Linked DNA regions of Mus musculus: regions 1, 2, 3, 4 and 6 are each linked to region 5. Evidence: chromatin loops called from intact Hi-C (ENCODE). Cell type or tissue: left cerebral cortex. All regions are shown on one strand.

Evidence for each region. Hi-C counts contacts between places; a loop is a spot of excess contacts. Peaks named below come from ENCODE experiments on the same cell type or tissue, not always from the same donor. Only the 100,000 strongest peaks of a DNase experiment are listed, where the experiment ranks them.
Region 1: a loop joins it to region 5, with 4 times the contacts of the local background. A loop is called at or near these places in 12 of 42 quality-filtered maps.
Region 2: a loop joins it to region 5, with 3 times the contacts of the local background. A loop is called at or near these places in 2 of 42 quality-filtered maps.
Region 3: a loop joins it to region 5, with 4 times the contacts of the local background. A loop is called at or near these places in 20 of 42 quality-filtered maps.
Region 4: a loop joins it to region 5, with 2.1 times the contacts of the local background. A loop is called at or near these places in 4 of 42 quality-filtered maps.
Region 6: a loop joins it to region 5, with 4 times the contacts of the local background. A loop is called at or near these places in 10 of 42 quality-filtered maps.

The regions. Positions count from the first base shown.
Region 1 is chr14:7,962,262-7,967,261 of GRCm38, reverse strand. It overlaps Dnase1l3 (deoxyribonuclease 1-like 3), which reads left to right. Exons shown (of 8, transcript NM_007870.3): 8 at 1-2,075. Among named protein-coding and RNA genes, the nearest start is that of Gm45521, 7.5 kb to the right of the region's middle. In left cerebral cortex, a CTCF peak has its summit at 2,611 (motif pointing left); a DNase peak (open chromatin) is centred at 2,601.
Region 2 is chr14:7,999,812-8,004,811 of GRCm38, reverse strand. Abhd6 (abhydrolase domain containing 6) reads right to left here and starts at 1,924. Exons shown (of 9, transcript NM_025341.4): 1 at 1,849-1,924. It overlaps Gm30244 (predicted gene, 30244), which reads left to right and starts at 758. Exons shown (of 2, transcript NR_168596.1): 1 at 758-947; 2 at 1,098-1,320. In left cerebral cortex, a CTCF peak has its summit at 2,643; DNase peaks (open chromatin) are centred at 1,937, 2,907, 3,415, 3,869 and 3 more places; H3K4me3 peaks cover 2,886 bases; H3K27ac peaks cover 3,315 bases.
Region 3 is chr14:8,090,766-8,095,765 of GRCm38, reverse strand. Htd2 (hydroxyacyl-thioester dehydratase type 2) reads right to left here. Exons shown (of 6, transcript NM_001348727.1): 6 at 3,920-5,000. It overlaps Rpp14 (ribonuclease P 14 subunit), which reads right to left. Exons shown (of 6, transcript NM_025938.4): 6 at 3,920-5,000. Among named protein-coding and RNA genes, the nearest start is that of Pxk, 4.9 kb to the left of the region's middle. In left cerebral cortex, a CTCF peak has its summit at 3,078 (motif pointing left); DNase peaks (open chromatin) are centred at 117 and 3,047; H3K4me3 peaks cover 50 bases; H3K27ac peaks cover 327 bases.
Region 4 is chr14:8,252,604-8,257,603 of GRCm38, reverse strand. It overlaps Acox2 (acyl-Coenzyme A oxidase 2, branched chain), which reads left to right. Exons shown (of 15, transcript NM_053115.2): 2 at 669-902; 3 at 1,447-1,609; 4 at 1,798-1,949; 5 at 2,303-2,410; 6 at 4,042-4,161; 7 at 4,606-4,721. The coding sequence starts at 743. Among named protein-coding and RNA genes, the nearest start is that of Acox2, 3.9 kb to the left of the region's middle. In left cerebral cortex, a CTCF peak has its summit at 2,035 (motif pointing right); a DNase peak (open chromatin) is centred at 2,028.
Region 5 is chr14:8,171,813-8,176,812 of GRCm38, reverse strand. It overlaps Pdhb (pyruvate dehydrogenase (lipoamide) beta), which reads left to right and starts at 3,821. Exons shown (of 10, transcript NM_024221.3): 1 at 3,821-3,922; 2 at 3,996-4,049. The coding sequence starts at 3,881. In left cerebral cortex, CTCF peaks have their summits at 2,984 (motif pointing right) and 3,966; DNase peaks (open chromatin) are centred at 3,058, 3,720 and 4,999; H3K4me3 peaks cover 1,972 bases; H3K27ac peaks cover 1,503 bases.
Region 6 is chr14:8,344,167-8,349,166 of GRCm38, reverse strand. Oit1 (oncoprotein induced transcript 1) reads left to right here. Exons shown (of 10, transcript NM_146050.2): 10 at 1-219. Among named protein-coding and RNA genes, the nearest start is that of 2610318M16Rik, 21 kb to the left of the region's middle. In left cerebral cortex, CTCF peaks have their summits at 73 (motif pointing left) and 2,383 (motif pointing right); DNase peaks (open chromatin) are centred at 51 and 2,381.

The DNA of each region.
Region 1 (5,000 bases), 210 kb after region 5:
GTTTTCATTATCTGACAGCCAGCCTCACTTTGGATGCATGCTCCAACAGTGTCTTCCCTCCCTTTCTCCCTTCCTCTTCCTCCTGTGCCCCTCCCTGAAAGGGCTCAACCTTGCATGCCTGTCCTGTTCTAACTGTCCCCAGTCACATATCCCATGTGCAACACTGACCACACAGTGTCTGTCACCACGGCCAGCACTGCAGCTCGCCCCAGCACAAGCCCCCCTGGCTGGCTTGGACCTGAGTGTTTGCTCCCTTCCTGCCACTCCTGGAATCTGCAATGTGGCGCCATCTTGCTTGTATGCAGGGCACCCGTTTTTGTGCATTTCGCTTTGTTTTCCTGGATATTCTTTACTCTTGCACATGAGCACCTGTACTTAGGAACAGTGGAGAACAGTGACCCGTCTGGCCCGACTCCCAGTCTCAGAAGCAACCCCTCCACACAGCTGTGGGCTCCCCAAAGGCGTCTGCACACAAGCAAGCACCATGTGTAACCTGAAGAAATACAAAGTCTATTACACTGTAACTATGGGGTCGAGTTGTTCCTTAACACACTGGGAACTGTGTGACTTTGATGTGAGAAAGAAGACTGTGAGTCTTTGTGCTCGTCAGCTCCGTCATCCTGACATGTTCTGAGATCATCCTCCTCCTAACAGACATCCCAGATCATCTTAAAAGGAGGGGCTGGGTTTTGACTTGTGCTTCCAGAAGTTTCAATTTATGGCCCTTGACTCTGTTGTTTCTGGGTCAGTGAAAAAGAGTGTGTGGTAGAACACACACACACACACACACACACACACACACACACACACACACACGCACCACATGCACATGAGGTGGGCTCTTCTGGCCTCCACAGGCCAATATACAAGGAAGAAAGGCACTCATACACATTAAATAAAGAGACATGGGGTTGGGGAGGCATAAACCCAGTTTCTGTTCCAGAACACAGTCTCTCCCATGACCTCCAACCAAGCTCCACCTCTTACAAGTGTTCCATCTCCCAACAGCATCCTGATCTGGTATATCAGCAAGTCTTTTCTATGTGAACCTTTAGAAACCACTACAGTTCCAAATGGTGGAGCTAATAGGTAGGATTATATACCATCTTGCCAAGGGAATAAAATCAAAAGTGCCCGGTTAAGTTGGAGGAGATAATGCCCGGCTCATCTCTTACTGAGATTCTATTGTCTGGCGATGACGTAGTCTTTCGGGGAAGATGGCAAAGCTGTTGAGACTTTGGAGGAGTTCACCATACCTAGAAACCTTACAGTCCCCAAATGGTAAAGTATGCTACTCATATATGAGACAGTTCTGGAGAGATGGGTCCTCTGACCTCTGCACCCAAGCACCAAAATTTCCCTGGCTGATGTGGCTAGGAGAGGAACCCCAGGTCCCAGGCAATGGGCTTGGGACTCACTAACAGGGAGATGGGGAGGAGGTGGACTGGACATCAAAAGGCCCTTTCCATGCCTCTGGCTTGGGAGTCAACGGGTCCAGACACCCTGAAGTTTCGACCCATACTAATGCTCTTCTGCCTCTGCCCAGTGGCAGGTTAGAGATACAAATGAGGGTCTCTGCAAGCTGTCACTCTGCCAAACTCAGACAGACAGAGGAGTTATTTTCACTCTTCCTGACTGAGTGTTGTACAAACTCCTGCTTTTATGTCCCCCTCCCTTCCTTCTCTCCTTTCTGAGGATGACCTTGAACTCTGACCCTCCTGTTTCCACCTTCCCACTGGATGAGTGCCAGCCTTATAGATGCCAGCCACCACTCAGCGTTTCATGCAGTGCTCAGACAGGACTAAGCAAGCACTTTGTGTGTGCTACACAAGCACTCTACTTGCTGGGCCCCAGCCCCAGCCTCTAGGCTGTGCCCTAAAAATGTGTTGCCTGGGCAGTGGGATGGCTCAGAGGGTAAAGACCTTCGCTGACAACTCTGGCAACTTGAATTTGATCTCCAGAATGGGCACGATGGAAGGAAAGGGTCAAGTCCATCACGCCATTCTCAGATCTCTCCACATGTAAACATGCCCCCAATAAATAAATGTAATAAAATTAGAATATCGATGTAAAAAGTTGTAGCCTTAACCATCTCATGGAATTCTGATCACAAGTGATGTCTGATGTTATTCACATTCTGTAGTTGAGAAGTCAAACAACTTTCCCAAGATCACACAGCTAGAGAATACAGAGCCCAGAGCTGACGTTTACTAGACACAGGTAGGCACAGGTTCTGGGTGTGTACTGGGGAACACAATAATTTTAGGGGGTCACAGAAGTGATACATTTCTAGTTGAAGAAAAAAATGCATTATACAATGCTAATTTTTTGTAACCAACATAGATATAAAATATAATTTTTCAACTTTTTTTTTTGATAAAGGAATGAACCTAGGAATGGAAGTCCAGCTAGGGCCCAGGAGAGTCCTAACAGGATACCTAATTGCCTTTGCCAGCAGAGCCAAAATCAAATATAGGTCTGTGTGCCTCCAAAGGTCATGTTCTCCTGAGCATCCTCTAACTCGGGTGAGGGAACCCAAGTTGAGCTCCAACAGGGAAAGTCTGGGCCAAGACCAGCATACATGGTCTTCTATCGCCACCTGGTGACTTTTCTGGGAACTTCTGATTAAGGTTCAATTCCTAGCACCCACATGGCAGCTCTCAAGAGTCTGTAACTTGAAGGTCTGACACCCTCACATAGACATGCATGCAGGCAAAACGCCAATGCACATAAAAATAAAAATAAATAAAATAACAAGGTAATTTAGGATGACGATCTAGGAAGCAGCCAGTGCCCTTTGTGTCGGGACTCCATGCAAGAGTAGGGCATAGGGAGTCCTCTCTAGGCTCTCGTGCTCTGGGCTCTGTATTCTCTAGCTGTGTGACCTTGGGAAAGTTGTTTGACTTCTCAACTACAGAATGTGGATAGCATCAGATGTCACTTGTGGAAATTCACACGTTTGTCCCACACATACACGCACATGTTCTCACATGCGTCCTTCATCGTCGTCAACCCTGAGTTGTATCAGATTAGATGTGTCTGAAACAAACACCCACCAGCCAATACACAACCTGAAATGATCTAGCAGCCATATTTTTTAAAAGTAAAAGTAAACAAAAAAAACCCCAAAAACGTATTTTATAAATGGAAGCCCGACGGTCCATGTGTGGGGGTCAAATCTAGCCTATGTGCCTTTGGTTTTGATTTTTGTTGTTTATGGGAACACAGCTATGCCCAGTGCTTTCCAATGCTTCCGGCCTGTTTCTGCCACACAGCAGCACAGTTGAACATCTGTATGAGTGGGACCAGATGGCTCACAAGCCTGAAAACACTCACTCTGCAGGCCTTCACAGGAAGATGGATTTAAACACTCTGCCTTTGCAATCTTAGAATTACTGGTGGTCTTGTTCACGTTTCCTGCCACCCTAAATCTTCAAACAAACAAAAACCCAGGAGCCTTTTACACTCAGAGAACATCTTAATGTGGGAAAGACATTTAAAGTGCTCAGTTACACATGTGGTGCATGAATACTCACTTGGAGATGCAAGCTTAGAAAAATGTCTGCAAGTCCCATATGGGTGTTTATTAAATATACAAATGTCCATCTGTCTGCCTGCCCTTCCTTCGTTCTGTCCCTCCTTCCTTCCATCCTTCCTCTCTCCCTTTTTGGTCTTTCTGTGTGAATGTCTGCGAGCATACGTGAGGGACTCTGCATGCCTACAGCCAGAAGAGGTTGCTGAGTATCATCCGCTATGACTTTACACCTATTTCTTTCAGGCAGGCTCTCTCTGAAACTTAACCCTAGTGATCCTCCTGACTGCCCTGCTGGCGTTACAGGTATGAGGCAAATGTCTGGCTTCTTATGTAAACACAGCGGTCTAGTCCACAGGATTACACAGCAGGCATTCTTAACTGCTGAGGTATTTCCTGGTCGCTCCCCACCTTCCTTTTTCCATATTAGGACATGGTCGCATGTAGCCCAGGCTGGCCTTGAATTTGCTATGTAAACAGGGACGATGACTTTGGAGTTCTGATCCTTCTGCTTCCACAGCCAAACACTGGATGTGGCCAAACCTCCTTCCTGCGGTGCTGGGGACCTGGGGATTGAACCCAGGACCTTGCGTGTGTCAGGCAATGCCTCTACTTTCTGAACTAGTTGCCCATCCTCCAGTACTTCTTGGCTGGCCTTCCAGGGGCGATTAAGGTATAAAAATTGAGGACAGCTGCCGTTAGTGATGAACCTATTTCTCGACCCACACCTTTAGGATGGTGTTAGCTATATGGCACTGCCCCTGGGAGAATGGAAGAAACAGCCCTTGGATGGTCATTTAGTAGTGTCAGGCTGGTGTGCAGCATGTTCACTGAGGAAGCCGGTCCTCTTCTGAGCAACATGGACTTGCTGCTACAGGCATCACAATTCATGGATAGAGCCAAGTACCATGCCAGAGGATTGCTAAATGAGACTTTAATGACTGACAGACTGTCAGTGTGACCTGCCCCAGGGAGCTTGCTCCAAGACTGTCCTTCCTCACTACAGACCTCTCTTCATCTTCTTGAGTCCCAAGATATGCCCTCTTCTGTCCCAGGAGCCCAGCAGAGGCCCCAATGACTCCAGTAAGACCAGTGGTTGCTGGTGTTTGAGTAAATTCAGCAGGTGTTTTCCCAGCAACTCTGCCACGTCAGGCTGCTGGGTGAGTCCCAGGACAGCAAATTTCCACTCTGGTCCTTGGGCACACTGTCTGTTTTTTGTTCTCTCTCACTCAAGTCTGATTAGGGAAAACCAGATTAAGTTCGTTTATTCAATATTTTCAAGAGTGAGTTGTCTGTAAAATGTCAGGGTAAAGGAACAAATCTGTAAAGGGCTGGAGAGTCCTCTGGAGGTGGCTCCTGAGAGACTCCTTTGTCCAGTTCACTCTCTTCAGACTGACGGTCGGCCTTTTTAACTAGATTGGAGAGTACCACAATGCCCCGACTTCACAATGCAAAGTTGTAAATGTCA
Region 2 (5,000 bases), 170 kb after region 5:
ATTGTATCAACCAGACACACACCTTGTGGTACTATCAGGGCAGTAACTCCAGTGACATTCTTTAAGTGGCTTAGGACAGAGCCAGGAAGTCAGTACTTAACTTTATGTTAGCCATTATAATTACATTCAATTTTTCAATACCAGCTAGGAGCAGCCGGGCAGTCACAAGGGATTTTTGAGCAGGGAGTGAAGCAATGGTTGTTTTCAAGGTCCCAGCTAGAGCAGGACTTCCTTTTGTTAACCACCTAGCACCTAACTCAAAATACTTATCCCCTGCACACACAGCTGACTGATTGTGCCCCACTACGTGGATGTGGTCTCTCCCTAGATCTGTGGACCCGGGAATGAATCATGTGCTCTGTCCTGCAGCTAGCATTTCACAATCTGCATCTCTAGGATGACCAGAAAGCCTCGGGGATGATAAAACGAGTTCTGGCTGTCAAAGTAGTTAGACCAGCATCCTGACTCCGCCAAAAGCTGGGAAGCACAACTTGAAAGGAGGCACATTTGATATTAGTGGAAGAAGAGAGATGTTAGGGGAAGTACAGAAGTCTGGTCATGGTAGGGGAGGTGACATGAGACTAGGTCATTTGGGACTAGGTCATTTGGGACTAGGTCATTTGGGAGTGTTAGACAGCCAGACAGGACTTGGAGAATGGACTGGCCCCTCCCATCATGAGTTTTGGGTTCCACCTCTGGTATCCCTGGCAACGCATTCTTTTTTTAAGAAAAGGAAGCGTCATAATTGCCTTTCTTTAATATTTCAAGTGCCATATGCAGGGGAGGAAGCTAGAGGCAGGTGGTCTTTGTTGATTCCCAGAAAAAGACCGCGTTTCCTCCCGGTAAAGCACGGTCTTTAAGAATTGATCCAACTGGACTTGTCAGTCACCTAGCCAGGAGACCGCCTCTTAGCAAAGCTGATATGCCTGAAGACTGCTAAGGTAATGGTACGTACAATAATCACCTTCATGAGATAAGTACATACAGACCCCACAAAGCGGCTGCTTACACGTCTTCACTGCTCAGTTTACCCGCTTTTCTGAGCTCTCTTTCAAAAATCCAATTTTCCCCTTCCCCCCTTTCCGCCTCTTCTTCAGATCCTAAGCACGCTTGCCCTGACATTCTGAACACTCACTCCCAGACATTCGGAACTCCTTCCATACAGCTGCTTGCAGACTTCCCATTGCTGCGCCTGTTTTGACCCTACTTCAAAGGACACGAGGTAGGGTCTTCCTCTTCCTCTACCATCAGCCACAGAGATTTACATCTTGCCTGCCCAGTTTTCTCTCAAACTCCAAAAACAAGGTCTTTAAGCTTTGACATTTTTTTTTTAAATCAACGAGACTACGAATCCTCAAAAGGGTGCCGAGATTCCCTGGTACCAGGAGAGCGAGTTGTAGCCCTGCTCCAGGGTGGTGTAGGAAGCAAGGAGTTGGGGGGAGCGCGGGACTAAATCCATCCTGGCACTAGGAGAAAGGCACCGCGGCTGCTACAAGCGCGGAGCATCCGGAGGAGGAAGAGAAATAGGATGCAGATTCCACTTCTCACTCTATCCCTGGGTTTAAGGAGGCTGGCAGGCGGCCAACCAGTGGCGACGAGACCCGGCTTGGGGACGTCTCAGGCCTTTACCCGGGATTTGCACCTTAAGAGAGAGCGGGAAAATGGAATACGAAGGGAGGTTTGTATCTGGGACTTATCTGCATTCACCCTTGCGATGCTGGGGTGAAGAAGGGACTGGTCTCGGAAAGTGGGAGCAGGTGGTCAGGTCGTAGGAATGGGAGGCTGCCATCCCTCTCCTAAGAGCGTAGCCACCGTCGCCTTTCCTTCTGCCTCGCTCACCAGACCTACCTCAGTGACCGCGGTCCTGCTGCCCGTTCGCCGCCCTCCAGTCCCAGGTCCCCGCACCTGCGCACTCTCGCTCTCGGCAGTGGGCTTGGCTTGACTCCTTAAAGGCGCAACGCACTCGCTCGCGCCCTCCGACAGAAAAACCCTCCCAGCCCGCATCAGGCGTCGTCTCAGCAGCTGGAATTTGTTTGGAGGACGCTCTCCAGGGGACGCTCCCCATCCCCGGTTCAAAAAATATCAAACCCGGAGATACAGTCAGTATCCCTCCCCGGAGCGCCTCTCCGCACGAGCACCCATTGGCCAAGCCGAATCATCCCTTTCACAAAAAGTGCTGGGGGGGGGGGGTCATTAGGGCGCAGGCATAGCCACTCTGCCCTGCGAAGCCACGAAGCACGTGGGGTACTGTTTCGTTTATTGAGCATCTACTGTTTGCCTGGCACTACTGAGTATCACACCAAAAAGATTTATGCAGGGTCTTGGCCCTGAGAGCTTAGGAAATCCAAAGCAAATCCAAAACTCAATCCTGACTTACTTCTCAGCACCATATAAAAAAGCTCCTGGTTGAAAAAGTCCTCCAAGGGGAACGCGGTTCAGAATAGAATGAAATGTACCCAATAACGCAATTTAGTTCAAGTGACCAGATCAAGAGAAAAGGCCACTCATCGTGCCAAATAGAAACATCCCTGTGGTCTTCAATAGCCTATGCTTTTGAAGGTCCCACTTCAGGTAGGGCAGAGAGGCAAGCAGATCTAGAACCCCTGAGGTGTGACTCTGATTTCTAACAAAGGGCTCCCCCTGGTTACTAGATGCAGCCAGAATCCAGGGCTCAGGAAAGCATTGAAGTTAGACTGGGGGTAACTGCAGCACTAGTTTCAACAGCACTTTTCAAGGGACATAAGATTGTTCTAAAATCCGTAGGAATGAGCAGAGTCAAGAAAAGCAAAAACATCCCTAATTTTAAAAAGGGGGGGGGGAGCCCTCAGGACTTAGAACAGGAGCACAGTAGTTCACACATGAGGCACAGCACAGAGATGGATTTTTAAGAAGCCGATGAGGGCAGTGGTGGGGCACACCTTTAATCCTAGCACTCCAATGGCAGAGCCAGGTGGATCTCTGAGTTTGAGGCCAGCCTGGTCTACAGAGCAAGCTGGATCTCTTGAGTCTATAGAGTGAGTTGCAGGACAACGAAACTGTTGAGAAAGAAAGAGAAAGGAAGGAAGAAAAAGGAAGGAAGAAAGGAAGGAAGGGAGAGAGAGAGGGAGGGAGGGAGGGAGGGAGGGAGGGAGGGAGGGAGGGAGGGAGGGAGGCAGGCAGGCAGGCAGGCAGGCAGGCAGGCAGGCAAGCAGCACACCTACTTCCCTCTCCTGTGAACTGAGGTTAGAGGGGACAGTGAATCACAAAGCAGCATAGGACAATCTGTGTGGGCGGCCAAACAAACAAGTAACCCTATCACTGCAGCTGGCGGCACAGTGGGCTGCACGGGGAGTGGAAACAGCTCCAGTGTGTGAGCCACTTGATCCCGAAGTGGCAGGGAACAGGCTGAGCTCAGAGTGAGAATGGTGACAGATGCTGAAACACAGCCAGTGAGGTGCTGTGGAAGAGAGCTAGAAGAAAGCAGCTGGTAGAGAGCAGAGTGATCGGCTTTCCGCCCTTTTCAGGCCAGGTCCCAAGCAGATTGGTCTGGTTAAGGGCAGGTGAGCAGTTAGCCTTTGGCGGAACTTCTCCTCCTTCCCTAGTTTGGGCGTAACGTTTCGGTTTGTGTGCATTAACCCCCTTGCTTTCAGCGGCAGCCTGTGAGTCTGCTGTTTAACCATAGGGAAACCGAACCTCAGTTTTGGGTAACTTGTCCAAAGTCACTGCAGGGGTGATAAGGGCCTGTCAACCAACCTGGCGCTCTGGAGGACCTCCGAGGCTTTGTGAGACACATGCTGCAGGCTGAGGTAAAGACTCCACTGAATTCACAACCTGTGGGAGACATTGGAGAAACTGGGGGGACTGTTGGAAATGCACCTCATTTTAGTGACGACGCCTCCTCACCATTGCGGCTACATTTGAACACAGCTAGGTTGGATGTGAGTGGGTCTCCATGGAAACAGCTTCCACTGACTTTCTGTAGAGAATTGGCTTTTAGTCCCAGAATTAATTCTAAATACAGTTTCTGGACTTTCTCTGTACCACCTTTACACAGGAGCTCCTTAGGGCAATGCAAAGCAAAGGATGAGGGCACTGGTTGGTCTCTGGCATGTCAATTCTGCCGATCACTCAATGGACACTCTGAGAATTTGTCTACTCTCTCTCAGCTCCAGCTTATACCCTACTATACAATAGGGACAGTATAGCATTTACCTCTTACATTTATCCATGTTAAGAAATTCTTAGGTAAAATAAATATTATGTCTACTACTTCTTGCTTGCCCATCCTCTGCGTCCTAACCTAACCCTAATGCCAGAATGATCAATTAATTCCGATTTGCCTGTGACTTGTTTATTTAGTGTTGCAAAACTAGTACCCTAGGGACTGAGTTGATATCACGCTTGGGCAAACTGGAAAGTCTAAAGTAGCCAATGGGACGCAAGGCGATTTGAGCTAGAGATTTAGTGTGGCAATTCAAATTTGTGACTGACTTTTGGCCATTGGATACAGATATTTCAGAGACCCAGAAAACTCAGTGAAACTGAAGACAAGCCCATTAATTCCTTAACTCTGAGTTAAGGCAGAAGGCATTTTGGTCATCCTTTCATGCTTTTCTTAGTCTGAGTTCTGTTGGTATAACAGAATACTGGGCTGATTTATAAAGAAACAAGAGCCAGGTGTGGTGGCTGCTTGACTTTAATCCCAGCATTCAGGAGACAGAGGCAGGTGGATCTCTGTGCGTTCCAGGCCAGTTCTGGTCTACAGAGCTAGTTATATACATATAGCTAGGAAATGTAGGGCTGTTATACAGAGAAAAGCCTGTCTTGAAAATGAAACAAATACAAGACAAAACAAAACAAATAAACAATTCCACCATCACCACCACCACCACCAACAACAAAACTAGGTTCATCTTGTCTCTCGGCTCAGAAGGCTGGAAGGTCCGGTCAGGGAGGTGCTGTGTGCTACTGACTGCTTCAACACATTGCAGAAAACATGGGGAGGAAGAAGCAGAGTGAGA
Region 3 (5,000 bases), 81 kb after region 5:
TGCACGCGGCACGAGATTTGACTTTGTGACTTGCCTGTCTTCTTTACCAGGAAAGGGAAACTGAAAGTGAGCAACATCTGATGGAAGCCAGGGACAGGGTCAGGGTTTCCTTCCTCTGGCTCTTTCCAGAAGCCCTTCAGGACAAACACTTTTGCTGGGCTCATCTCTTCCTACTTAACTCAGTGAGTTCCTTGCCCAACCTCCTGACAGATGGGCTTCAAGCCTCACACAACCTCAATATTCATTTGGCTTTTCTTCCTTCCTTTTTTTTTTTTTTTTTAATTGGAGTTCTGGCCTTGAACTCTTAAGAGACCTAGCGAGCCTCCTGCCTGAGCTTCTGGAGTGGCTGACTACAGATGTTCTGTGCCTGGCTGTCTAGCATTTGAAGTCACACAGGCTGAATTCGGGAAACTCTTCTCAGACCAGAGCTGTTCTAAATCAAACAGGCTTGTGTCTCCAGTTCTGGGCCACATAAACTGATGAGGAATGAGAAAATGGGAGGCTTTGCCTCTTTGCATACATACAACTACTTGGAGGCCAGCAGAAGAAAAAAAAAAAGATTTTTATATTCTGCTATGTTGCCAAATGTTTAGACAGCTCATGGGCTGTTTATCTAACAATCTGAGGCTTGGCCAGATTGATTGAACATAATGGATTTTAGTGAGGAAATTTCTAGCCCTGACAACGGCTGTACAGAATCAGATCACAGAAGCTTGTGAAAACTCAGAATTTCCTAGGCAGGGTGGTCTTACAACTCCAAATGACTTTATTTCTTCAAATAATCATGGGATGGACACTGAGCAACAGATTTTACTCATAATAGTCATTCATATGCTAACATTTTCTATGTCAACACTGGGAAAAATATGTCCAGGGGCATAAGGTCACGATGGTTTACAGCTAAGAGCCACTTTAAAAATAATGTCTGTGGCAGCCAGGTGTGATGGCGCACGCCTTTAATCCCAGCACTTGGGAGGCAGAGGCAGGCGGATTTCTGAGATCGAGGCCAGCCTGGTCTACAGAGTGAGTTCCAGGACAGCCAGAGCTACACAGAAAAACCCTGTCTTGAAAAACTAAAAAACAAAACAAAACAAAAAAAAATTGTTTGTGGAATCTATTCATCTTGTTTAACTGATGGACACATTATTTGGGTCTTCTGCCAGCTGGTTATCCAGCACCAACTCCAAATTTTTCTGAAGATGCTGAGACTTTTGCTCTTGGCAAACCAGATGCACGAAGGGAGTAAAGAGTGAAGTACCTGGAGCCATGTGGCAGATGCTCATGCAGCCAGCCCCGAGATGGTCACACACGCAGCCAGCCGGGAGTGTAACCCAGGAGTGAGGGCACAGTGCCTGGAACTAGGTAATCAGCTAAGCCAGCACACAAGGCAGTCACAGCAGCAAGCTGCGCAGTGACAGTCAACCCCTGGTAGACTGTTTTAATATAAATCCTCAATAGAAGCGATTTAACAGCAATTTTCTCAGGGAGTAAATTGGCCTGTGAATTATACTCTAGGAACATGAAAGAAAAATGACTGATAGTTTGGCACAAAATGAAAACCCACGGTTATCTCAGAGGTGCTGGTGTGCACTTAGAGATTTCTTTTTTCTTGGATGAACACACAAGTCAGGTCCACAAGATAAATGGTGGCCATAGGGGGGCACTACCCATTAATCTAGGATTTGCTGCTGGGAGGTGAGGTGGGGGTGGCGGTGGGGTGAGTGGCATTTCAGTAATATGGAAATGCTTCTAACAGTCTGTTAAGCAATTTTCCAGTACATTAGGCTAAAATTGCTTAAGATGGCTATTCTTTCTGTGGCAATCAAGTATCACATAAAGCGCAGGCTTATAATGCCCCTAATATGGAAAGCGGTAGACAAATTGGGCTATTTCAGTCATTACTTCTGCACTCACTTCCATATGTGACCCGTACAACCAAGGCTCTCTCCCAGCGATCAGCCCCTTTCCTTGTAAGATGGTCACTCCTGGCACCTCCTGTGGGCTCCTCACGGCTGGCTGCTCTAACACAGCACAAGCAGCTCCATGGCCTTGGCTCTGAGTCACCACGTGGAGAGACTCTACTCTGTTTCTAGGGATCAAAGGTCATGGCCACCCCAGACTATTGATAATGGGGAAATGCTCTAAACGAGAAGCTACTTTTAAAGTCACAGAGTGACATCTCTCTCCACTTCCCATTTGGGCTGCATAACTTTTCTTTTGATGGGTTGGGAAAGACACAGATCTTCCTACCCCGGTTAGTGAGTCATCAGCCACTGTGCCTGGCTCTAGTTTTCTAGTCATCTAACTGATCCTTAGAGCTTCCACATTCTGAAGACAATCTCTGAATGGCATTTAGGAAAAGGGTAGGTGGCTTGGAGCAGTGGTACACATTTGTAAGCCCGAACCAGAGGGTCTTGAGTTCAAAGCCAGCCTAGACTATGAGGCATGACCATCATTGGGGGTAAAGGGTGAGAGGCAGGTTTTGGGTGGAAACCATAGGTATAAAATAGGGAAATGCTACAACTATAGCAGGGAATATCAATCTGAATGGATTTAAGAATTTTATTTTAACAAAATACTATTGAAATGGAAAGTACTCCAGGAATGAGAACACTGTAAGATCCAGTGATGAGAAAAAGAGAGCTCAAGCCTGTATCCTGGATGATCCTGAATGACCTCAGACAAGCTAGTAACTCCATCTGCTTCTGTCAATAACACGGAGCTAGTAACTTTATAAAGCTGTTTCAAGAATTAAAATTAGCCTATCAGAAATGTAAAAACCTGGTGGCTACTACGATTAATCATATCATGCTCCATTTATGGGTCTTGCTGCAAATTCCCAGTTGAAAGGTGCGTTCTGCAGGAGTGTGCACTGAAGGCCTGAGTCTAGTGACTTGCCTACAACCAAGTCATTGTTAGCTGACCTCAGCCTGCAATGCTGCCCATTCTGAGACTTACTATAGTACCTTTGCTCTTGGCATTGATTTGGGGGGTTTCTTCACCCCTTCACATACTGGAAGAAGGTACAATAAGTTTATAACTCATTTTAGACACATGACTGCCCTCTAGTGACAAGAATTCTTTCTAGTAAGCTATTCAACTGCTTCAGGACAAAGTGCCTTGCTGAGCAACCAAGAGGCCCCCCAGAATCCATGTTTACAAAAAAAAAAAAAAAAACAAAAAAAAAACACAAAACAAAACAAACAAAAAACCAAAAAAACCAGCATGGTAGCTTGTGTTTATAGATAAGTCCCAGTGCTTGGGGAAGTGGGGACAGGTGGATTCCTTGAGCTCACTGGCCAGCCAGCTTCATTTAATTACTGACATTAATGCCAGCAAGAGACAAAAACACAAAGTGAATCTTAATCTTGTCAAGAGTAATGACACCCGAGCCTGACATTTGGCCTCCACATGTACAAACAAGCACACACCCACAAAAATCTGCTTAAGATGACACAGAAGGAATGTCTTTTCCAGGAAATATGGAGCAGGTGACACACGCTCCTAAGTTTTATAATAGTAAGAGATGCCATGCCTCGCTGATCTTGTATTTCTAATCAAAGCATCTAGCTATGATCAGTTACCATTTAACCTACCGAGCACAGGTAGACCACGGCACATATTTAAGAAGTCCTGGCTGTTAGGGTAACTGTTTAATACTAACACATTTAGCACATTCTCCCCATAACTCCAAGTTCTTAAAAAAAAAAAAAGAAAAAAAGACCCAAAAGCTTGGCCTTCCTCTGCCATCACGCACTCACACCTTTGCCATCACCCACTCACACTTTTTTTTTTCTTTTTGAGACGGGGTCTAGGTAGTCCTGAAACTAGGGTAGGTAGGGTCTAGGCTGGTGTCAAACTCAAGAGATCCTCCTGCCTCCTTTATGTGTGTACACACACACACACACATAAAGGTATATACACACACACACATATAATAGTTTTATTGTTGTTGCTTTTTTTGTTTTTTTTTTTAAGTAGATCCACGTTTTCAAGAGCGGGAGAGAATTAGAACCCTTAAAACAGCACCTTTACATTCCAGATGCTTTCCTTCGGTTTTAAAATACTAACAAACAGATTGGCCAGCTCTCTGAAAGATCAGCATGTTAACCTGATCAATGTAGAACAGCCAACTTCCAATTCAGAAAAGTCACCCAATTCACTCATGGGAAGCCACATGGAAGGAGAACACTGGCTAATATTTCTAGGCCCGGCCCTCTGATGAATTCTGTTTCTATTATTTCCAACAATGCTGCCATGCTAGGACTTTATATAACTGAGTCGTGGCTGCATGGAAACCCCTCACCAGTAACAGCAAAACCCTGAAAGGCAAGTTACAGAGAAATTTGAATTAAATGTCATTTTTTGTTTTTATTGGTTTGACAGGGTCTCTTTATGTAGCCCTGGCTGTTCTAGAACTTGCTACGCACACAGGTTAGCTTTAAATTCTGCCTGCCTCTGCCTCCTAAGTGGGAACTAAAGGCCAGTGGCACCACATGCAACAAAAGATTACATCTTGGTGTAAGGAATTATAAGCCTAGCCCAGAAGCCGCTGAGAAAGGGTCTCAGAATTAGGTGTTCAGAGATGGCTCTACTTGCATTGCTGCAGTTATACTTGCATTGCTGCACTTGGTATACATGGTGGTATAAATCCAGCAAGAAAATCCCTCAACACTGACGTAGACGTTATCAAATACAAATATAACTGTTTCAAATTCTGAAAGTAAAACATGAAGATAGTCTTCCCAATTTAAAAAGATTTTTATCTTACTATTATTGTATTTGTATTTTGCTTGCACGTATGCATGTATGTCTGTGTACCATGTGCAGGTAGTTTCGGCACAGGCCAGAAGATGGTGTTGGATCACCTGAGACTGAAGTTACATACAGTTGTGAGCAGCTATGTGGGTATTAGGAATTGAACCCAGATACTCTGGAAGAGCAGCCAGTGATCCTAACTGATAAGCCATCTCTCCAGCCCCTCTCAATTGTTTTTTTAA
Region 4 (5,000 bases), 81 kb before region 5:
TTCCTTCTTCCTACAGGCTTCCTCTCCTTCATTCTCTTCTCCTACACTATGGGAATTAAACCCAGGGCCTTTTGTAGACTAGGCAAGCACTCTCCAGGTATCTACTACTGTTTTGAAACACAGTCTCACTGAATTACCCAGCCTGTCTGGAACTAGTTCTGTACTCCAGGTAGATCTTATGATCCTCCTACCTCTGCCTGCCAAGTATATGGGATGACAGACCTATACCATCAAGCCTCATGCCACAGTGTTCAAATAGATATCACAGGAATTGAGAAGTAAATGAGGTGTGTGGGTCCCTCCTAGTGAGCCAGAGGCAGTGAACCTCCCAGGAAGGTATGGTGTGAGCAAGCTATCTGCTTTGTGCTGGACTCCAGCCACCTCTAGTATAAGTCACTCGCTCAACCTGTTCTCTTCCACATAACCCCCACTGACTTCATGAAGATTGTCCCAGATGTGCTACAAACTACAGAGGATGGGAAAGCTCTGTGGTCAAACCGTCTGGACCTTGGCTACTGCAGACAGAACAATATTGATTGCATTCACTTGTGAGCAGTATGTGGACCACAGCCAGTAGCCATGAAGTCGGGGTGGGAGTGTGTTGTCATTCAGCTAGCCGAGAAAGGCCCTGGCTGACCCCAGCCCTAAACAATGCCTTTTGCACACAGGTTCTTGGTACCTCCCGGTGCTCAGAGCAGACCCTAAAGGAAGCCAAGTCCTTCCTGAGACAGGCAGATCCAGGATGGGGAACCCAGGGGATCGAGTGTCACTGGGGGAGACCTGGAGCAGGGAAGTGCACCCTGACATAGACAGTGAAAGGCACTCCCCGTCCTTCAGTGTGGAGCGGCTCACCAACATCCTTGATGGAGGCATCCCAAACACTGAGCTGCGGAGAAGAGTTGGTAAGCAGAGTGGGAGGCCAAGAGCCGGCGTTGAACCTATTTGCTTCTCTAGAACAGTCTGGTAACTAATTCTGCAATCCTTTAACTAAGAATCCTTTCTGTTGTTGTTGCTCGTTGTTTTGAGACAGGGCCTCATGTAGCCCAGGCTAGCCTCAGACTGCGATGTAGCCAAGGATGACCTAGAACTTCCAATTCTCCTGCCTCCATCTCTCAAGTGCTGGGATTAAAGATGCAGGCCACCATGCCACGATCCTATGGTGCATGAGAACCAGTGTTGTGGATTAAACCCAGAGATTTATGAATTCTAGTCAGCCCTTCTACCGAGTTCTATCTATAACTAATCCTTGACACCACACACCTGTCACGCTCTGCAGGAGTGGACAAAGCACATTTCTCTCCTTGTAGGTCTCAATTGTTTCATCTGTTAAATGACAGTGACAGCTGGCTTCCTTTCCAACACCATGAGGCGAGTGTGTGGGAAAATTTGATGTTGTCAGGAACCTTATCCAAGCCCACCAAACCCCTCTGTTCTGTTCTGCTGCAGAAAGCCTCATCCAACGTGACCCAGTGTTTAATTTGAAGCATCTTTACTTCATGACCCGAGATGAGCTATATGAGGATGCAGTTCAAAAGAGATTCCATCTTGAGAAGCTAGCCTGGAGCCTGGGCTGGTCAGAAGACGGTCCTGAACGCATTTATGCTGACAGGTGCTCATCCAGGGCAGCCTCATCAGAAAGGCTTGCCTGCAACCCATGACCCCAAACAAACAGTAAAGAAGGACTTACTGGAACACTAGGGTGCCTGATGCCTCTTCCCCCCTGAGCCCTACCCAGGTTGTAAGTTTAGTGACCTGTCTTCCACAGGCTAGTCATCTACAGCGTCTCTTCCCCCACAGAGTCCTTGCTGGATATAACAACTTAAACTTACATGGTATTGCCATGAATGCTATCAGAAGCCTGGGCTCAGATGAGCAGATTGCTAAATGGGGCCAACTCGGCAAAAACTTCCAAATCATCACAACATATGCCCAGACAGAGCTGGGACATGGTAAGCCAAAGCTGCTGCATGCAGAGGTACTGTACAACTCTGGAAGGCCTATTCAAGTTCATAGATGTGCAGACTAATTCGAAAACTCCCAGCAGATGGCAGTCAAGGGTCCTGAGGAAGTAGTGCCTTTTCCTAATGTCACATGCACTGTATGAGTTACGGGGGGTAGGGGGGGAGTCATTTCTTTTGGAAGCATCAGAATATGTCCTCACACAGCCCACAGATAAAAGGGAGATACGTCTGTGAGTACAGTCAGGAGCTGACCTTATCGAGCCCCAGGCCCACCCAGAAGCTACTCACAAGTGAGTACCCAACCTTGGTCCAGTAGTCTAACTCTCCTCCTTGATCCCAAGGGACATACCTGCAGGGCCTGGAGACCGAAGCAACCTATGATGCAACCACCCAGGAGTTTGTGATACACAGCCCTACAATGACTTCCATCAAGTGGTGGCCTGGGGACTGTGAGTATCCTCCTTCCTGCCTCCCTGTCTCTCCACAAAGAAAACAAAGCCGGAGCTGAGTAGCACTAACTTTGATGCCTAACAGACATCAGGTTGATTTCCTGTTCTAGGCTACTCACTTTGAGATCAACTGAAATAGATAAGATGCTAAGAATTTCCGTAGTTAGTGACTGGAAGGTCCTAAGGGAGTTTTGAGTAGATTAGGAAATGCACCCAACCTGTGGGCAATGAGGTTAAGAACAAGCCACATCACTGCCCACAGACAACACATGTGTAAATGCACACATCACAAACAATACCCCCACATACAGATATGCAAGCATTCAACACACAGAAATACACACTGCCCTCCAGAGTCACAGATATACACATCAGGAGCTGTTCCCATAGACACACGTGCATTATACAACATACACACACTGCTCTATGACACACATAGGCAATATGTACACACTGCCCATACATAGACATAATTGCCCCCCCACAAATATGCATGTACTCAACACACACATTGTTGTCATACAGACACATCTGTGCATATACATACAACACATACAACCTCCCAAACACACATATGCATGTACACAGCTCACACTATCCCCATACAGACACACCTAGACTTGTACACATGCATTGCCTCCATGCAGAAACATTTACACAAAAATATGCACACTGCCCTGTCATAGGCACTTGTACATGTATAAAGTACATACACTGTCCACCCAGACACACTTGTGTACATATATACACACAATACCCCATACACACACACCACCTAGTTGTGTCCCAAAGGCTTCCAACAACATCTAGCCTCCAGAGTTAACACAGTAGGATTGCCACCTACTGGAGCAGAGCACATGCTCTGTGACTAGTTACTAGAAATCCTCCCTGCCACTCCACACCCAGACAAGCTCCAATCACGTGGATGGATACAAGGTGGCAGCCATCTCTGAGCTCTAAGACAGGATCCTGCCAAGAGCCCCTTTGAGACATCATTTCTAAGGACTGCACTGTAGCATTTGGAGACCCAGTGACAAAACAGCTGGTGTGGAAACTGACTAAATATGTGCATTCAATGAAAGCAGGGCATGGGACAGAACGGGAAAAGCAAGGCAGGAAGAGGAGAAGGACAGGACAAGGACAGGAGAGGTAAGGGGGACAGAGATGAGTGAGCAGCCAATATCAAATTTCCAGGGGAAAGAAACCCATCTTTAGGGTCAGGCTGATGTGGTTAAATTCCAGTTCTGCCCCTCCAGACCTTCAGTGTGTCACTCTGTACTCTGAGCCTCAGTGTCCTTATGTGGAAAATAAGACTCCTCTTACTTCAGCCAAGAGCTAAGCTCTAGCTGGGTTCTGATAATAAATGGTTGCACTCATGATGGGGCCGACAGCAGAGTGATCCATTAGCTGTTGTGGTCAGGCACAAAAAGTCTTTAAAAGTTTACTCACTTCAAACTCCTTACCAAGCCAGTTACTTTTGCTCTAGCCAGGATCTTTGTGACGAATTTTTCTGTCATCAATGACTTTCCAAGGACCCAAAGGCATCTATCAACAACCTAAACCCAGCAGACAGGAGCAAGACATGATACATAAGGGCTTCCAGTGATAGGACTCTCTTCTTTCTGCCTCAGTGGGACGGACAGTCACCCATGCTGTGGTCCTAGCCCATTTGATCTGCTTAGGAGCCCGGCATGGCATGCATGCCTTCATTGTGCCCATCCGGAGCCTAGAGGACCACACCCCACTGCCAGGTAATCCCCATTGCTTCCTCAAGGACCCATCCACCCACCTAGAAGATAGTCCTGAATCTCCAAGAGACGCAGAGAAGCTTGGATACGTCTCCCTTGTCTAGAAGGGATCTAGTTGACAGAGCTAATGTGATCTGGATGTTAGACTGGTATAAGATTCAGCATCTGTCTGACTTCAGCTTGCTTACTGATGCCTGAGTCACAGTATGTGTGTGTGTGTGTGTGTGTCTGTCTATCTGTCTGTCTGTGTCTGTGTCTGTGTCTGTGTCTGTGTCTGTGTATGTGTGTGTCTGTGGGTGGGTGTGTCCCTGTGTGTGTGTCTGTCTGTCTGTCTGTCTGTCTGTCTGTGTCTGTCTATGTGTCTGTGTGTGTCTGTGTGCATGCATACACACCTGCCATACTGCATGCACTCAACTGACAGACATTCTCATCTCTACCCTCTTCTAGGAATAACAGTTGGGGACATAGGCCCCAAGATGGGCTTCGAAAACATAGACAATGGCTTCCTGCGACTGAACCACGTGAGGGTTCCCAGAGAGAACATGCTCAGTCGCTTTGCAGAGGTTAGATACCTGGGAGGGCTATGGACCCAGACTGCCTAGAAAGGGGACTTTCCCTTTACACAGCTGCCACAGGCTCTGGGTCTGCCTCAGCAAAGCTGAGTTTGGACCACAATCCCACTTCTCCCAAAAGAGTTTCAGGGGTGCCACAGGTCAAGATAAAACTGAGCTTAGGAGCACAATGGTGTCTGGGAAATCTTGCCACTCTAAGCCTACGACTTCCCACGAGGAAATACTTAGCACATGGTTTCAGAGTAGTCATAAGGTACAGTGACAAAGCAA
Region 5 (5,000 bases):
TAGGCTCTAGGTTTTATTCATCTTGATGTCTCCTTTGGCTTTGTAATTCAGATCCCAAATGCTGGGCGGAAGACAATTAAATCATATTTTACTATGAACAGAACTGTCCTAATTTGTTTTCTGTTCCTGTGATAAAAATGATGACCAAAACCAACTTGGACGAGGAAAAGGTTCATTTGACTTATACTTCCATGTCCCAGTGCATCACTGAGGAAAGTTGGAGCAGAGGCAGGAGCTACACTAGAACACTGCTTACGGGCTTGCCTTCATGGTTTGCTCCAATTGCTTTCCTATTCTAGTCCAGGGATGGCACAGTCTACAATGGGCTGGGCCCTCCCACACCAGTCCAGAAAAATCACACCACAGACACGCCCACAGGCACGCCCACAGGCACGCCCACAGGCCAGTCTGATGGGCAAATTCTCATCCTCAACTGCGATTCCCTCTTCCTCTAGGTGACTTTAGTTTGTCTCAAATTGACAAAAACTCACTACTACAAAGGAAAAAAAAGAGTCCATGGGGACTAACATCTGAAATCAAGGGGCTTCATGGGGGATGCTGGTAAGCACTGGGTGTCCCTGAAATGAACCAAAAGTGTAACTGGAATTCTGTTCGTGTTCTCTGTCACTTACAGAATAGGCAGAAACAGGAATTGATCTTAAAACTGTGCCTTATTCAGAGCTGGGAATAAGAGAAACTTAAGTTAAAGAATCTAGAAATCTGGATTATATTTCACCTCTACCAGCAGATTCTAGCAGGATAGTGTGTGTGTGTGTGTGTGTGTGTGTGTGTGTGTGTGTGTGTGTGTGTGTGTGTGTGTGAGAGAGAGAGAGAGAGAGAGACTCTGGAGCTCAGGCTTGCCTGCCCTGCTCAGGGGTCAGCCATATTTCTGAGTCTTGTGATGTCTGCAGGATAGTGTGTGTGTGTGTGTGTGAGAGAGAGAGAGAGAGAGAGAGAGAGAGAGAGAGAGAGAGAGAGAGAGAGAGAGAGACTCTGGAGCTCAGGCTTGCCTGCCCTGCTCAGGGGTCAGCCATATTTCTGAGTCTTGTGATGTCTGCTTCTCCCTCGTTGCTGATGTTCTTCACTCTGGGGATATTTGGACTCAGACACACAAAACAATGAAGCTCAAGTTCGTTTCCTCTGGTTTCCACCTTGTAATCCTTCAGGGACGTCTGCTTTGGGAGAGGGGTTAACGCAGACCAAGAAAATCACTAAGTGTGTGAATGAAAAATGAGATAAAAGGAGAACATGGCTATGCCTCAAGTGTGGAGAAGATGTCTATTGTAGACATAGGGAGAAAGCAGGCAGAAGGAAGAGTCCAGGCTGAACATGGCCAGCAGAGTAAACTGGGCTGTGAGAGGAGAGAGGGGAGGAAGAACAAGAAAGGACCTGGGAATAAGAGACTCATGTAGCCCAAATGGCTGTATTATATAGGGATCAGGCTGGGGACAGGAAGCCCAGCAAATGGTAGGGAGAGGTTTAGGATAGGAGGTGGGGTGAGAAGTGTTCAGAGGAGTCATAGGTATTAAATGAGACTTGTCCTGGGCTTGAGACTTAATACAGTGTATATGTACTAAGCTATTAATATGGACAGGCGGATTCTCTTTTATATTAGAGCAATCAAGTGTGTCTTTATGATATAGAACACAAAATGTCCCTTTCTGTTCCCTATCAAAAAGGACTAGACCCAGCTGGAACTAGAAGGATTCCAAGCACTGGCTGTTTCCTCCATTGCTGGAGGTAACTGGAAGCTTGAAGTTGTCAGAAATAAGTTTGGGGACACAACGAAAGAGACCAGCACTTCATTTGAAGTGTCTGGACAAGGTGAACTTTACTCCTGATCAAGAGGGAGTTCTCAGAAAGAGGGAATACACAGGGAGACTGGGAGTGCGTTTCATCTTCATTCTAACTCAGGCGGTGATTGTTTCTTTTCCGAGTTGGCACGAGTCTGAAATCACAGTCTGATGCAATGGCTATCCTTAGATGACTCAGCAATCAGGAAATGCAAGAGGAAGAGGAAAGGAGTGAAAGGAAGGCCCATTGCCCCAGGTGTTGAATTCCAAGAACAAAGCAGTGGGCCTTTGCATAAATTATGCTTAAGGAAGATTCAAACTTTTTTTTCAACTTTTTTATTAGATATTTTCTTCCATTTACAATCAAAAGATTCAAACTTTTGCTCAAAGCTAGGTGTGGTGGTCCATTCCTTTAATCCCAGCACTAGTAGGAGGCAGAGGCAGACAGATCTCTGAGTTCAAAGCCAGCCTGGTCTACATCAATTTCCAGAATGTCCTTTGGTTACATGAAAGAGTGTCTTTGTTCACATATACTCTGAAGTTAGGGGACTCTGATGTAAGCAAACTTCATAGTTTGAATAGATGAGAACACTAAAGCCAATGTAGTGAATGCAATATTTAAGTTGCTAGTAAATAGAATTTGGAACATTTAAGCCATAGAAAAATAGTGGTAAGAAGAAAAACTATGGACTGGTTGGTGGTAGCATAAACCTTTAATCCCAGCACTCAGAAGGCAGTAGCAGGTGGATCTCTGTAAATTCAAGGCCAGCCTAGTCTACAGAGAGAGTTCCAAGACACCCAGGACTACACATAAAAACACTTCCTTGTGAGGAAAAACAAAAACCAAAACCACTTACATTAAAGTTTTTCAAGGCAGGAGAGGGGATTTGAAGTCCTTGTCCCAAACACAAGTTTATATAATTTTTGATAGAAAGACTCATATTGGGGCTGGTGAGATGGCTCAGTGGGTAAGAGCACCCGACTGCTCTTCCAAAGGTCCAGAGTTCAAATCCCAGCAACCACATGGTGGCTCATAACCATCCGTAACGAGATCTGATGCCCTCTTCTGGTATATCTGAAGACAGCTACAGTGTACTTACATATAATAATAAATAAATCTTAAAAAAAAAAAAAAAAAAAAAGAAAGACTCATATTTGATATATCTCACATGGTGACCACCTGATGGCAGCAATGAGGGAGGTTTGGAAGGAGGTGATCCCATACCTCAGTGTCCTTTTACAGTCGATGAGACTGAATGCAGAATATAAAGGCCACATCTAAGTATCTATTCTCAACTGTCTCTTGTCCTGCTAAAGCTATGTTTCAGGCTTCTCCAGTCCCGGTATGCCATCTAAATTCAGCAAGATCAGAACAACCTCCTCACCTCTTCTCGCCTGGATGGAGATAATACAAACAGAAACCACCTAAAAGCACTTATCAAGCACACATCACAGTACTTGGCACACAGTGGACGCTTAGTGCCTACATGAAAGCTATTGTTCACATTCAATTTACAGCGCCCTTCATATAATGGTAGGTTCACCCTCCACTGTTGTGTGTGCAAGATTCACACGTTGCTCAAAGTCCTTCAGTGCCCGCAAAGGGGTGGCTTTACGGTCCTAGCAGCCTCGGTCGGATCAGGCTGCACTGACTCAGTCCCAGCACGTGAGCAGTCAGCAGTCAAGTCTGAGTGTAGGGCGTGTTAGGTGCATGACAGCCTCTGCAAGCGGTCTGCAAAGTTATCTCCAGTGCACCGGGTCAGAGAGGAACAGCAGCCTCACGTCACCTCTGCTGGACCGCGACTCGCTAGGTGGGCGGGGCTCGCAGGCGTCGAAACTAGCCGTTGGCTACGCATGCAGAGGCGGGGCCCAGAGGGCGCGCTCTGCCAAAGCCTGGGGGCGGGGCCTATGAAATAGCGCCTTGCTATTGGCTTCCTCAGGAAGACGGGACTCTCAGTTACCATTCTATTGGCTTTGCCGAACAGAGGTGGGACGTAAAGGTGTCACGCCCTACTATTGGCTGCGTCAGACGGGCTCTGCGGCGCTTCTGTGTTGTCATTCGGCAGCTAGTAGAGGACACGGGCAAGATGGCGGTGGTGGCTGGTCTGGTGCGGGGACCCTTGCGGCAGGTAGGTAGCGGCCCCTAGCGCGTCCACTGTAGGCCCTGTGCCCTTTCTGAACCCTTTTTTCTCTCCCTTCCAGGCTTCCGGGCTGCTGAAGAGGCGTTTTCACCGCTCGGCGCCCGCAGCGGTGCAGGTAACCGGTCCCGACGTCGGGCAAGGCCGGGAGGGAGCCCTGGGGCCCGGGAGCAGGCCTGAGAGATCGGGGTCGTGTCTGCCCCAGGGCCAGGTGGCATCTTGGACCCTGACAGCGGCCGCGTCCTGCGGATGATTCGCGCTGCCTCTGTCCTCGCCCGGTGCCATTCATATTGGTAACCATCCCTTCGAGGCCGGTGGCAGTCGAACAGACAACCACCTGCTTTCCTGACTTTTAATCCCCACCCTGGAGTTGTGGTAAAATGTAGCTTTGAAATCTTATGTGTTCAAATGTGGCATCGAATGAATTCACGGTCTACACTGTCAACTTCCAGAACTTTACACGATAATAATTCACACTCTTTCGGCCGCTGTTGTATTGTACTTTTCTGGCTCTTTTTGAGTTCTTGTTTTAGAGCGTCATATAAGTTGAATCTTTTGTTCTTTTGTGTCTGGCTTATTTAAAAAGGTTCATCCACATTGTAGAATACATTCATCAGAATTTGTTCCTTTGGAACGTTGAATCATATCCTTTGTACGTTTTATTTATACATTCATTTAAGGGTGGTTTGTTTCTATCTTTTGAATTTGTTACGGTGCTGAGAACATTGGCTTGCAGATACATGCTTTTTTTGGCATATATATATCTAGAAGGATTTTATCAGTCTACATTACTGTAGTAGCATAGCAGCACCTGCATTGTGGATGTCAAGTGTTGTGCACTAGTGAACGCTTAATACTTAGTCGTAGTTAGTATCCATAGTTAGACCTTCCTTGCTAGTTCTCTAAGTCTTAGTACTTCAAGTGTATTGGTAAAACAGCCTGGCATGCTTCCTCCGTAGGAAACTGCCTGGGAGCTGGTTTAGCAATCGCTCAGTTTTCTTGCCCGTGCATATGAAGCAGTAGAGCAGAAGTGTTCTGTAAGCTTGTCACTGACGCCTAGTGAAGATTA
Region 6 (5,000 bases), 170 kb before region 5:
CGCTCTGATCATCCCCTGCACACAGTGACTCACTTCCCGTCTAAGGAAGCAACAGCCTCCCACTGCCCCATAGTGGCCATCTTGAGGATGGGCGGCCATGGGGCCTGTGGAACCGGCTGTTGGTAGAGAGAACAAGACCTTCCAAGACTGCCATGGTTGTCTCCAGAAGGACTGGCTGCCTACACTTACTTGAGCAGAATTAAATTCTATTTTTGCTGATTTTGAACGTTTCCCATCTCTCCCATTGCTGTGATTCTCCCTGGGAACATACTGGTCTAGTCTCAGTTAACAAGGGGCCTGGTCTGGACAGGTAGGAGACAGCTCATTTGGCAGCTGGGATGGAGCCTGAAGCCTAGTTTCCTGGAATTTTGGGCAGGCAGGAATGAACTTGGTTCCCAAGATGGACAGGAGCAGGGGAGCCTAGAAAACAGGGCACACAGACCGTCATCTTGATGTGCCCTTTTAAGGCAAGCCAGAGCTGGAGCAAAAGAGGAAGGGAAAATGTCTGCAGTACTAAACAGGTCTCTAAACATCTGCCTGGCTTTGGGGTCCCGAGAGGCAGAATCTAAAGGAAGCATGCAAGGACAGGCATTGTGTTTGGGGTAGGGGGCGGCCAATCAGGGGTGTTATTAACCCTACTGCTGGAGACTAGAGTGAGCTTCCACCGTGAACTTTGGGACTCTGTAGAGCACACCGCACAGAGATGGCATCCTTCAGACTTGGTGGGGGGGTGCTGGTGGTGTGCATCCCTGGACACTTCTTATCCACCCCATGCAGGGACAAGAGGCCACCTGTGTCTGCACAAGGGGTCAGTGGCCAAAAGATGTCAGTGCCAGCTGACAAGTAGGTGCAATGAAGGAGAATAATCAAAAGACATGCATGGTGATAAGACTATGGATTAGGATCCCTAAGAGGGTCCAGTTCTCAGGTTCTAGACCAGTGGTTCTCAACCTGTGGGACATGACCTCTTTAGGGGGTCATATATTAGATATTCTGCATATAAGATGTTTATATTTTGATTCATAACAGTAGCCAGATTATACTTAGGAAGTCTCAATGAAATAATTTTATGGTTGGGGTCACCACAACATGGAGAACTCTATTAAAGGGTCACAGCATGAGGAAGGTTGAGAAGCACTGCTCTACATCAGATCCTAGAGGTGCTCATAGAATTGTGTGCTGAAGACTTCGAGCTTTACTGGGGGAGAGCCCCAGTCTTGAGTGGTATCTAAGCCCTGCCAGGGAAGACTTTACATGGGACAAGGCCTGGTGAAGAGAAGACGTTGGGAACCCTGGACCAGGGGCCATGGTGGTGTGAGACACAAGTGCCAGTGTGAGAGCCTTGAGTGAGCTGAGCTGAGGAAGGAGATAGCTGCCCAGCCATTCCAGTAAGCGCCTCTGTTCCAGACTACCCTAGAAGGTCTTCAGACCTCAGAAAACCCCTGTGCCCACACCAGTATAGTGCATCAGAAACCCACCATGGGAGGAACATGGCAGCCAGTTTTCATGAACACATTCCTGAAAAGGCATATTTACAACGAGCAAAGATAGCCTATAAGATTTAAAAGGAGCCAATAAAGTCTCCAAAAAGCAAGTTCATGGTTAGCGTATAGGACTTGGCAGACAGCCCTTAGCAGTGGTCACTATTTTCAAGGGACCTGGGTGGCCATCTGGGTGTATGTGGAGACACTGTGCACATTACACAGGGTACCAGAGGAGGTTGAGACCATGTAACCAGCTTAGAACTGAGTAAGGAGACTCCCTGGGATGAAGGAGCTTGGCGAAGCAGCAGAGGAGGGGGGAACAGCACTACCGCATCCAGGTCCTCTCACCTATGATGGCTTCAAATGGTAGCACCCACAGGAGCCCTCTGTAGAGAGCCTAGAAGTCAGCTAGCAGCAGTGGAACGGAGAGGTGTGTGTTCGGATGGGCAGACCTGTCTGCGAGCAAAGCCTGGGAGGACTACAGGGTAAGTGGATGAGCTGAGTGCCAGTTTTCTGTGCATGGCAGAGAGCTTGGACCTGGGACAGTGGTGTCATGGATGTTTAAACTAGACATGGAATGGTTAGGTCTACCATTTTTATAAAACTCCATGTTATGTCGCGGCCAGGAGGCCGAGAAGCTGCACAAGATATGAGCTAAGTCAGGAGAGGCCATGTGTGTGGTCTAATTCAAAAGGTAAAATGGACGAGACTTGGGGTTGACTTGCTCATCGCTGTAGACAAGCCTCCAAGAGTCTCTGCGTGCTGATGCTGGGCCTCAGGATTTGAGGCTTGTATGGGCTTCCTGGCTCCCTGCCAGGGCTAGGCCTGTTGTGTACCCTGAGAGTGACCTTAGGCCAAATGTGACTTGAGCTCTCTTGAAGCTGCAATTCTGATTCTCGCCAGCAGATGGCAGCATAGGAATGAAAGGGAGGAGGACAAGGTGCCTGGCTCTTAACTCTTGGAAAGCGGTTTGAACTGGCTCTCGGGGTCTCACCAAAATGAGAAAGACTCAACACTTTATTGGCATCATGATAATAGCAGCACCTTGCCACTGGAGAACTGCAGACTCCTAGAAGCTCTGCCCAGAGCCAAACATCAGTACTACCTCACTTTATCCTCAAGGTATCATGGAATAGGGACCACAATATTCCCTTTCACACAAGAAGGTTCAGAAAGGTCAAGTGTTCTGTCCAGACCCACACAGGTGAAGTGTCTCCCAATAAGACCAGGAATCCCACTGTCTGTCACCACCTGAACACACCCTTCGGATACCTTCACTCTGAGGGAAGTGTTCTCTTCCCCTCCTCTCTTCACTGCCTCTCCTCTTCTCTGTGTGCCCCTGAATGCCTCTGATGACATTTGAAAATTACACAGAACCTTGGGGACCACACCCCAGCCCTATGCCATTGTAGCTTTGGGAAGAATAGAAACCAGTTGGTCACAGTGTCTCTTTCCGAAGCTTGCCCCCTCTGTGGTCCTGGTCATCTCCCACTGGTTACTGGAAAGGAGTAGCTATTTATTTCCATTTTGCAGATGAAAAGCAAGAGGCTAGGGGGTGTGGAGCCACCCGGTGAGAAAGTACCAAGAGGGACCCAGAATCCTGGCCCTCCATTTCCCTGAGGACAGTCCCATACCTCCAGCTCTCGTAGTGTGGTCTGGACATTGCACTGGGTCCTTCTGCCCAGAGCTGGGCTTCAAAGGCCAAAAGAAGGCTCAGTCACTAGGCCCCCATGCAGCCAGTAAACCTGACTTCAGCAGGAGACCAGAGAGATGAGGGAAATGTAATGAACGTGTGGCCCTCCTTCCCTTCTACTTTACCAAGAGCAAGGCCAGTGGATAATTAGGAGATGGAGGGCGACTTCAGGTTGACTGCTCCAGCAGATGGCCATCTGGGCCCTTTGCAACCTCTCTCCCAGCAGGAAGGAAGCTGAGCCCATGCCAGACTGTACTGGAGAAGAAAGGAGTGCGGAGCAAAGGCACACAATGTGGGCTGGAGAGAATACAGCACAAGAGCTATGGAATTCAAATTTGTCATGCAGTGATGTATGTGTGAGTATGTGTGCATGAGTGTGCATATGGGTGTGAGTGTATGTGAGTGTGTGCGTGTGTGATTGCATGGGTGTATATGTATATGTGAGTGTATGTATGTGAGAGTGTTATGAGTGTGTGTGTGCGCACGTGTGTGAGCATGTGTGTGTGTGTGTGTGTGTGTGTGTGTGTGTGATGTGCATATGCATCCCACAGATGTATGCATATTGAGGCCAGATGTTGATAAGACGATTTCCAATGTCACCGTTCACTTTGTTTTTGAGACAGCGTCTCTCTGTGTTAGGGTTAGAGGAACAGACGTGATGGAATGAATCTCTGATAGAATGATATGTACCAAAGGGGTCATTATAGTGGCTTGCAGGCTGTCATAGTGGCAATACTTGGTTGTCAACTTGATTACATCTAGAACTATCCAAAACCCCCAAATGGAGAGGCATACCTGTGAAGGAGTTTTGCTTAACCCGAAGTGAATAGATCCACTTCTAATCCAGATCTTGAGGTGGGAAGGCAGACCTTTAATCCTTTGATCTGGGTAAACTCATGTCTAATCTGGGCCAGGCCCACTGCTAGAAACCTGCACAAGGACAGATAGAAGGAACTTTTGCTCTTTGCCTGATTGCTCTCACCCTCACTAGCAAATCCATTCCTTCACTGGCAGCAGAGCCTACCTTAGGAAACTGTTGTCTCCTGAAGACCAACTAAGACATCCAGCCTCGTGGACTGAATGGATTAGCTGGACCACAGCCTGTAAGTCATTCTAACAAATCCCCTTTCTGATTATAGAGAGATATTTATTTGTTCCATAAGTTCTGTTATTCTAGAGAACCCTAATATAGCTGAGTTCTGGCTCACCCAACAATGGCTGTCTCCCAATGGAAAGACCAAAAATTTAGTAGCTGTTCAGTCCATGAGGCTGGATATCTCAGCTGGAACTTGTCATCGAGAGTGAAGGCAAGCAGGCAAAAAGCAAAAGGCTTCTTTGTTCCACGTCCTTTTTGGTAGGCTGCCATCTGAAATGGCGGGGAGGCACATTTAGGGTGGCTCTTCTGGCCTCAGATGATCCAGATTATGGGTGTCTTCCCACCTCAAATGATCCAATCAAGAAAAACCCCTCACAGGTGTGTCTAACCGCTTAGGTTTTAGTCACTTCCAGATGTAATCCAGTGGAAAACCAAGATTAGCTATCACACTGAGCCAGGAGCTTACTACTCCAGCTCCCGGGCTCTCCCTGCCTCTGCATCCCAGCACTGGTTTATAGGTAGATGTTACATGCCCAGTGTTTTACACGGGTGCAGAGGATCCAGCTTGGGTTTTCATTCTTGTATAGAAAGCACTTTCCCTACTGAACCTGCCCCAGCCCCTGTCGGGACCTCTTTCACAGAGTGAGGCAGAACCCACTCCATACTTAGACTGTTTCAGTAACTCCACCACCATTGGGCACCTGAGCTACTGCAATGGGACCAACAC